2 separate regions of the Homo sapiens genome follow, and region 2 is linked to region 1. A link is an interaction called in ENCODE POLR2A ChIA-PET data of the cell type or tissue named here. Cell type or tissue: endothelial cell of umbilical vein. All regions are shown on one strand.

Region 1 (5,000 bases):
CAACAAAGAGTAGACTGGGGGAAACAAATGAACAGAGCTTCACGGTTTGTGGGGCTATAATAAAATATTTAACAATTGTGTCTTGGAAGAAGAGGAGAAAGATGGCAGGCCTTGAAAAAGTATTCAAAGAAATATTTGGTAAGAAGTTTCCCAAATTTGGTCAAAGGTGTAAACCCACACATGACAGAAACTGAGCAAATCCCAAACAGTATAAATCCAAAGAAGTCCACAGCAAGAGACATCATAGTAAAATTTTTGAACACTAAATACAAAAAAAAAAAAAACTTGAAAGAAGCAAAAGATAAATGACATGTTACCTATAAGGGAAGAACGGCTGGGCACGGTGGCTCATGCCTGTAATCCCAGCACTTTGGGAGGCAGAGGCAGGTGGATCACCTGAGGTTGGGAGTTTGAGACCAGACTGCCCAACATGGCGAAACCCTGTGTCTACTAAAAATACAAAAAATCAGCTGGGCATGGTGGCGGGCACCTGTAATCCCAGCTACTCGGGAGGCTGAGGCAGGAGAATTGCTTGAACCCAGGAGACGGAGGTTGTAGTGAGCCAAGATCACGCCACTGCACTCCAGCCTGGGTGACAAGAACAAAACTCCATTTCAAAAAAAAAAAAAAAACCCACCTATAAGGGAAGAACAATTTGAATCACAGATTTTTTTTTTTTATCAGAAATCATGGAGGCCAGAAGGAAGTGGCATGATAATTTTTCAGGAGATGGAAGAAAAGAACTGTCAACCCAGAATTCTGTGTTCAGGGAGAATATCCTTCAGGAATGAAATTGAGACATTCTCAGATAAAGGAAAATTAAGAGAACTTGTTACCAGGAAACCTACCCTTAAAAAGTAGCTAAGTTGGCCGGGCGCGGTGGCTCACGTCTGTAATCCCAGCACTTTGGGAGGCTTAGGAGGGTGGATCACAAGGTCAGGAGATCAAGACCATCCTGGCTAACATGGTGAAACCCCATCTCTACTAAAAATACAAAAAATTAGCCAGGCGTGGTGGCAGGAGCCTGTAGTCCCAGCTACTCAGGAGGCTGAGGCAGGAGAATGGTGGGTACCTGGGAGGCGGAGCTTGCAGTGAGCAGAGATCGTGCCACTGCACTCCAGCCTGGGCAACAGAGTGAGACTCCGTCTCAAAAAAAAAAAAATAGCTAAGTTATCTAAACAGAAAGGAAGTGATAAAAGAATGGATCTTGGGAGGGCACGGTGGCTCACACCTGTAATCCCAGCACTTTGAGAGGCCGAGGCGGGTGGGTCACCTGACATCAGGAGTTCGAGACCAGCCTGCCTAACATGGTGAAACCCCGTCTCTACTAAAAATACAAAAAATTAGCCAGGTGTGATGGTGGGTGCCTATAATCCCAGGTACTCGGGAGGCTGAGGCAAGATAATCACTTGAACCCAGGAGGTGGACATTGCAGTAAGCTGAGATCACGCCATTGCACTCCAGCCTGGGCAACAAAAGCGAAACTCCATCTCAAAACAAACAAACAAACAGAAAAAAAGGGATCTTGGAACTTCAGAGAGAAGGAAAGAGTAAAAATATGGGTAAATACTTTTCTTAATGAGTTTTCTAAATTATTTTGCCATTTGAAGCAAATGCTATAACAATGTCAAATGTGCTTTTCAAACATATGTACAAGAATTTTTTAATGTAAGTGTTTTATAAATGGCAGAGAGTAAAGAGACTAAAGAGAGGTAAAGTTTCTACACTTCGCTTCAATTGGTAAAACGGTGCATGTAGATATCAACTACATAGATAAAGATATATATAGTAATACATAGAGCAATCACTAATAATACTTAAGTTCTAAGAGATACATTCAAAAGCCCTATAGATAAATCAGAAAAGAATTCTAAAGAGCACTCAAGTAATTCTCAGAAAGATAAAATAAATGAAAGATAAAATGACAGACTTAAACTCTAATGCAGAAATTAGTTCATTAAAAGCAAAAGATCTAAATATACCAATTAAAGGACAGAGATTGGTAGACTGGATTTTAAAAAGCATTATCTAATTATATAAACTATAGAGTTACTTGAAATATAAGTAGTTGAAAGGAAAGAATGGAAAAAGACCATGCAAACATGAATCAAAGGAAAGCTATAGGGCTTAGTAATGTCAGGTAAAGTAAACTTCAGAGCAAAGAAAGTTAACAGAGACAGAGAGGATCATTGCATAATGATGAAGAGGTCAATCCACCAAGAAGACAGCAATCCTAGGTATATGTGCATCAAACAGAGCTGTAAATGTGAAGGAAAAAAACTGATGAAACTAAAAGGAGAAATAGGTAAATACACAATTATAGTTGGTGATTTTAACATCTCTCCTTCAACAATGGAAAGGAAAACTAGACAGAAAATCAGCAAAGACATAGAACTTCACAACATCAACCAATAGGATCTAATTGACATAAAGCACTTTACTCACAACAGCAGAATACATGTTCTTTTCAGTTGCACATGGAATGTATGCCAAGATAGACATCCTGTCCCATGAAATAAACATCCTCAAATTTAAAAGAAGTGAAATAACAAAAAGTATATTTTCTAATCAAACTGGAATCAAACTAGAAATAACAGAAACATAATGGAAAAATCTCTAAGCACTTGGAAACTAAAAAAACAGATTTCTAAGTAACCAGTAGGTCAAAGAAAACACTTCAAGGGAAATGAAAAAATGTATGTAAACTGAATGGAAAGGAAAAGACAACATATGAAACTTTGTGGGATGCAATTAAAGCAGGCTGAGGGGGAAATTGACAGTATGAAATGCTGCGTTAGAAAAGACAAAACATCTCAAACCAGTAATCTAAGCTCATAACCTTATATGACTAGAAAGAGAAGAGCAAAATAAATCCAAAGCAACTAGAAAGAAGGAAATGGTATAGATCAGAAATCAATGAAATTAAAAATAGAAAAACATTTGAGGAAATTAATGAAATGAAAGGCTAGATCTGGCCAGGCGAGGTGGCTCACGCCTATAATCCCAACACTTTGGGAGGCCGAGGTGGGCAGATCACTTGCGATCAGGTGAGTGGATCACTTGAGACCAGCCTGGCCAACATGGTGAAACCACGACTCTACTAAACATACAAAAATTAGCCGGGCATGGTGGTGCATGCCTGTAATCTCAGCTACTCAAGAGGCTGAGGCAGGAGAATTATTTGAACCCGGGAGGCAGGGGTCGCAGTGAGCTGAGATGGCGCCACTGCACTCCAGCCTGAGTGACAGAATGAGACTCCATCTTTAAAAAAAAAAAAAAAACAGCTACATCTTTGGGGTTTAAAAAAAAATTTTTTTTTTTTCATAAAACCCAGATCCTGTGTGTGCACGCGTGCACACACACACACACACGCTAGATCTTTGAAAAGATGATAAAATTGAAAATCCTCTAACAAGACTGACAAAGAAAAACAGACAATACAAATCTTGTCAACACGGTAGTCCCTCAGTATTCATGGTTTCGCTTTCTGCAGTCAACTGTGCTCTAAAAATAGGAGAGTACAATACAATAAGATATTTTGAGAGAGAGAGAGTACATTGTACATTCACTTAACTTTTATTACATTGTATTGTCATAATCGTTCTATTTTATAACTAGTTGTTAATTTCTTACTATGTCTGATTTATAAATTAAACTTTATCGAGTTGGGCGCAGTGACACACCTATAATCTCAGCAACTCAGGAGGCTGAGGTGGGAGGATCATTTGAGGCCAGAAGGTCAGCATTAGCCTGGGCAACATAGTGAGACACTGTCTCTACAAAAAATTTAAAAAAAAAGTATCCAGGCTTGGTGGCTCATGTCTGTAGTTAAGAGGCTGAATCAGGAGGATCAATTAAGTCCAGAAGTTGGAGGCTTCAGTGAACCATGGTCAAGCCACTGTACTCCAGCCTGGTTGACAGAGTGAGACTCTTAAAAAAAAAAAAATAAGAACTTTATCATAGATTTTTAGGTAGAGGGAAAAACATGGTATATAGTTATATAGGGTTCGGTACTATCCATGGTTTCAGGCATCCACTGAAGGTCTTGGAACATATCCCTCATGAATACAGGGGTACTACTCTATCAGGAATGAAATTAGATATTACCACCAACGCCCCCAATAGCAACAATGTATTAAAGAAATACTGTATACAGCTGAATACATACAATTTTGACAAGATGAAATGGGAGAACTCCTCAGAAAACAGTCACAACTCAGCTAACTGAAACAGAATATTTGAATAGCCCTATGATTATTGAAAAAAATTGAATTCATAATTTTAAAACTCCAAAAATGAAATCTACTGGGCCAGATGGTTTTCCTGGGAAGTCTACCTAACATTTAAAGAATTATCACCAGTTCTGCACAATTGCTTCCAGAAAATACAAGATAAGAAACATTTTAAATTTAACTTTATGAAGCCCTAATACCAAAGCCAGACAAAGGTAGGAAAAAAGAAAACTACTGACCACATCCCTCATGAATATACATGTAAAATTCCTTGAAAAAAAAATTAGCAAATATAATAAAGTAGAAAAAAATTTTGTAGACCATGACCTAGTTGGATTTATTCTAGAGATGCAAGGCTGATTCAGTATTGAAAAATCAATTAATGTAGCCCATCGTACTAACAGACTAAAGAAGAAAAATCACGTGGTAATATCAATTGGTGCAGAAAAAGCATTTGATAAAATTTGAACTTATTTATGATAAAAACTAGTAATACAGAGGAACTTTCTCAGCTTGATGAAGAACATCTACAAAACTTCTATAGCTTGCATTATTCTTAATGGTAAGAGACTGGAGAAAGGGAAGGATATGTGCTGTTAACACTGCTATTCAACATAGTACAAGAAGTTCTAGTCAGTGCAGTAAGGCAAGTAAAAGAAAAGGCATGTAGACGCAGCAGTGGAAAAATAAAACTCCCTATTTCAGATGACATGCTGGTCTGTTTGCAAAACCCTAAGGAATCTATAGATAAACAACCTGGAACTGCAA
Region 2 (5,000 bases), 430 kb before region 1:
GGTGTTAGACAGCAACTTTGATTGAAGCAGCAGTGTGCAGCAGCAGGAGAGCAGGGCTACCCCTAGGCAGGGCAGTGCACCCAGAATGGCAGCTCAGAGGCAGTTCTGCAGTCATGTGTATACCCACTTTTAATAATATGCAAATTAAGGGGAAGATTATGCAGAAATTTCTAGAAAAAGAGTGGTAACTTATGGGTTGTCAGGTCATTACCATGGAAGGGCTGGTAACTTCCTGGTGTAGCCATGGCAATGGTAAACTGACATGGCATGCTGGTGGATGTGTCTTATGGAGAGGTGCTTTCGCCTCCTCCCTGTTTTAGCTAGTCCTCAACCTGGTCCAGTGTCTGAGCCGAGCCTCCAGAGTCAAGTCTTGCCTCCTACCTCAGGGAAACCTGGGGCCATAAAAATGTGCTAATACCACTGGGCCATGTTGTGAGCCTTGTCTGGGAATAGGGAGTGGGGACTTCTAGGGAAATTACCTGAGAATCATCAGGTGAGACTGATGAGTTTGGACATTCACTACCTCAGGAGGGCTGGTTTGAAAACCCAGGAGGCCCACCTCTGGTTCTGTTCCTGACCTTGCAATGATAGGATGTTAGGCAAACCTAAAAACTCTTGGGATTTCCACTATCTCACTGGTAGAGCCAGGGACTCATTAGCCTGGATTAGGAGTTGATGAAGTTGGAGAAAGTTGGCTAGAGACTCCCTGCTGCTCATGGAAAAAGCAGTGTATGTTACTAATGGCACCACCCACTGCCTGTAAGAGCAGATATTCATGGTAAAGCAAATTCCCTAAGGTCCATACAATTGTTTCCATGGGGTGCAGTGTCCAGTGGGAAATGATGAGGCTCTGTGTCCAGGATACCAGGAGCCCAGCCTGACGCTGCCTCTAAAAGCCTCTGTGGGGCTTTGGCTAGGTCATTGCATCTTCTGGCCTCAGTTTCCTCTTCTTGGTTTATGACAAAGCAGACACTTCTCAGGGGGTCGATTTCTGGCCATTTGGAATAGAGGGCAGCTTCACATTGTCTAGTGAGGGAGCTGCTCCTTTCCAAATAGGAAGGAGAAGAGAATCAAGAGTGAGTTTCTTGGCCAGGCACAGTGGCTCACGTCTGTAATCCCAGCACTTTGGGAGGCCAAGGCGGGTGAATCACTTGAGATCAGGAGTTCAAGACCAGCCTGGCCAACATGGTGAAATCCCATCTCTACCAAGAAATGCAAAAATTAGCCAGATGTGGTGTCCCGTGCCTATAGTCCCAGCTACTTAGGAAGCTGAGGCATGAGAATAGCTTGAACCAAGGAAGCAGAGGTTGCAGTGAGTCAAGATCGCACCAATGCACTCCAGCCTGGGTGACAGAGTGAGACCCTGTCTTAAAAAAAAAAGAGTTGAGTTTCTCATCTCTTCTCCCCAACCCAACAGTAAGCACAAATATCACAGATTTTCAGAGAGGGATCTGTGTGAACTCATCAGCCTAGTGACTAAGGCTTAGCATGGGTGCTGCAGCTGTGCATGGGCACCCATCATCAGACACAGCCTTCTGATCACTTGATATGGTTTGGCTGTGTCCCCACCCAAATCTCATCGTTAGCTCCCATAATTCCCACATTTTGTAGGAGGGACCCAGTGGGAGATAAATGAATCATGGGCATGGTTTCCCCCATACTGTTCTCTTGGTAGTGAATAAGTATCACGAGATCTGATGGTTTTATAAGGGGAAACCCCTTTCACTTGGTTCTCGTTCTCACTTTGCCTGCCACCATGTAAGACCTGCCTTTGTTCTTCCCTTGCCTTCCGCCATGATTGTGAGGCCTCCCCAGCCATGTGGAACTGTGAGTCCATTAAACCTCTTTTTCTTTATAAATTACCCAGTCTCGAGGACGTCTTATCAGCAGCATGAAAACGGACTAATACATCACCTCTCGTCACATGCTCCAGCCTCTGCACAAGGCTCTGTTGTTTCTGTTCTCAATCCCAGTCCCCAGTTAGTCCCGAAGCTGAGAGCTGGACACAGGCTGTTGCAGTGGCTGAACCTGAACAGAACCAGAGCTGCTGGCTCACTGGCTGCAGGCAGCTTGTTCTCTGCCCTCTACAAGGATCTGGGATTTATTTAGCCTGTTTCCCTGGCAGCGCTGGTTACAGTGGCAGCATCTGCTTCCCCAGGAGGCTGAGTGAGTCACAGCCACCTACGCTAACCCTTGGCACAGCACAACTCTGTTCTGCTGGGGACCACTGATAATAAGCCAGCAGGAAGATGCTGGAACACAGGCTCGATGCAGACAGTGCACTGGGCATGGGGTCCTGGGAAAGGCTTACCTACCTCCTCGTGCAAAAGAGGTTAAGGCTGGAGGCTGAGTTAACCCTGGCACGCTCTCCCTACAAGAGCTGTTAAGTCTGCTTAACAACTTAACAAAGTGGCTCACCTCAGCTGCTGCCAGCAGCTACAAGGTCTCATGGGAAAGGCCTGCAGGATTTTGGACTCCAAGTCCAGGCCCTCTTTTCACTATGCAAGGATAAGCCCTCAAATTTGTCTTTCCACGGCCACCTCTGCACCCATATTGGCCCCTGGTTCCTTCTGGCTCTCAACCCCAGGACCTTCTTTTAAGACATCGTCAGTCCCTCCTCTGGGCAGCAGTCCTCAAAACTGTATTCTTTCCCAGGCCCACCCCTTCCTGAAACTTTTATTTCCTCCATCTTGTCTCCCCTTATCATCTGGGTAATCTGAAAAAAATTAGTTGATCCCATGTTGTTAATGACTAATAACAGGTTATAGCGCTAGTCTCACAGGTGTTGCATTTACTCTTGACTTTGAAAGCCAGAGAGAACATCAGTCGTATGCAATGGTTTCTCCAAATATAGTCCCTGGATTTGTAGCATCAGCTTCATCAGAGAGTTTATTAGAAATGCACATTCCCAGTCCCCACTCCAAACAAATTACATCACAGATTCTGGGGTGGGCACTGACAATCTGTTTGAATCAGCCCTCCAGGGGACTCAGATGCACGCCACGGTCTGAGGACCCCTGGTCTAAGGAAAGAGATCTATAGCAGTGTATTCTCCACCCTGTGGGGAATGGAGAATTTTTGTCCGTACTTGTCTGGATTCACAGTACAGCTGCAAATATCTCTCTGTTTCATGCAAGCCACACTGAAGAGGCTTGAGTAGGCAAAGACCCCATTTGCTCCAACTCTGGGGGTTTTCCTATGTCCTTCCTCCAGATTGTTTGAGTCGCATGGAAAGAAACTGGTGTTTTTTTCATGTGTGGAAAAGGGCAGCATTGCCTCACCTGCCACAGAGAGGGCTTTAGGGATAAAAGGAAACCCACCCATTGGAAATGAACAATCTAGCCATCCTGTTTCCTAAGAGCTGAGGAATTCAAGCAGAGGGAAAAGAGACTGATAATATTTATTAATCAATGTGAATTACTCTTTCTTCTATCAATTCTTTTTGAACATTTACAGATTGCTCCTATGCTGAGCCCCACGGCCCCACCCTCAGATAGCTTACAGGAGAGTGAGACCATCAGTCAGAATGGGTTGGGCTATGCCATGGTAACAAACAACCCCACAGTCTTGGGGCCTTAACATAACAAAGGCTCATCTTGCAAATGCTTCATATCCAATGAGGGTCTGCTCTGCTCCACAAAATCACTCAGGGGCTCAGGGCAATGGAGAATCCACTATCTTGCAGCTGCCCTAGTCATTGCAGCAGGGGAAGAAACAGCTGGAGGTGGTCAGGTGCTCATCCAGAAGTAAATTCCAACACTTCTGCTTACATCTCACTGGGCAGAATCAGTCCCATGGCTTTACTAACTCCAAGGAGCCAGCAGGTGTATGCCAAAAGAGAGAAACATGGATATAGTTGGATATTAAAAGACTTTACCACACTAAGACCACTCATTTATTCATTCACTTATTCTTGAATAAATATTTACAGAATGCTTACCACATATCAAGCATTAGGCCAGACCCTGGGGATATAGCATCCCCAGAGCCGCTGCCTTTGCACATTAGAGACAGCCATTAATATTACATTGGTGCAAACAGTGCCCCCTGCAGGTGTGCAACACAGGAGCCCTGCTGTCTTTTATTTTTCCTGTTTATGTTATGTTTTATCATTACTATCTATCTTCCCCACCAGAAAGCAAAGTGAGAGAGCTGAGATTTTGTCTGAGTTGCTCGCTGCTATATTTCTGGAGTTTAACACAGTGCCTAGTGACCTCAATAAATATTTAAGTAAATGACTGAAAATGAAAAATTATTGACTATGTTCCCCATCAGTCCCTGCCTTCATGGAGCTTATAATCTGCTGAGTCAGGAGTTGTGTAAACAATTAGCTGAAGTATTGAGAAAAATCACGCACTAGACAGAGTGAAATACAGGTCAAGTAAAAACCTGGGCCACGTGCCTTGGGAGCGTGAAAAAGCCGGGGATCATTTTTGACCATGGGTAGGATCAGGGAGATTAACCTTGTTTTACAGGTGAAAAATGAAGATCCAGAGAGGCTTGCAGTGGGCCTGCCCATCAAGGGGTGAGCAGCAAGGCAGGCAGAAGAATCCTGCCCTACCTCTTGTTTTGGTATTTTTTCTTCTCCCTACACTAATAACTAACAAAGCTTTATATAGTCAGCCTTCCCTACCTGCTGGGTCCGCATCCATGGACTCAACCAATTGCAGATTGAAAACATTAAACAACAACAACAACAACAATAAAAATAATACAATTTAAAAAATCAATACAGTGTAATGACCATTTGTATAGCGCTTACATTTTATTAGGTTTTAAAAGTAACCTAGAGATGATTTAAAGTATATGGGAGGCTGTGTGTAGGTTATATGCAAATACTACACCATTTTATATTGTGGACTTAAGCATCCTTGGATTTTGGTGTCCTGGGGTGAGGGGGTCCTGGAATCAATCCCCCTCAGATATCGAATGATGACTGTATTTGTACAGCACTTTACCATTTTCCAACAGCTTTCATATACTACATATCTATAACTAGT

What was found. Peaks named below come from ENCODE experiments on the same cell type or tissue, not always from the same donor. Only the 100,000 strongest peaks of a DNase experiment are listed, where the experiment ranks them.
Region 2: POLR2A ChIA-PET joins it to region 1 with 6 read pairs; 1 of 35 experiments calls an interaction of 5 or more read pairs at or near these places.

What each region holds. Positions count from the first base shown.
Region 1 is chr14:71,633,787-71,638,786 of GRCh38, forward strand. The region is part of intron 7 of SIPA1L1 (signal induced proliferation associated 1 like 1); the gene reads left to right. Among named protein-coding and RNA genes, the nearest start is that of SNORD56B, 240 kb to the left of the region's middle. In endothelial cell of umbilical vein, no CTCF peak of the experiment used is centred here; a DNase peak (open chromatin) is centred at 2,485.
Region 2 is chr14:71,204,854-71,209,853 of GRCh38, forward strand. No RefSeq gene overlaps it. Among named protein-coding and RNA genes, the nearest start is that of SIPA1L1, 110 kb to the right of the region's middle. In endothelial cell of umbilical vein, no CTCF peak of the experiment used is centred here; a DNase peak (open chromatin) is centred at 2,168.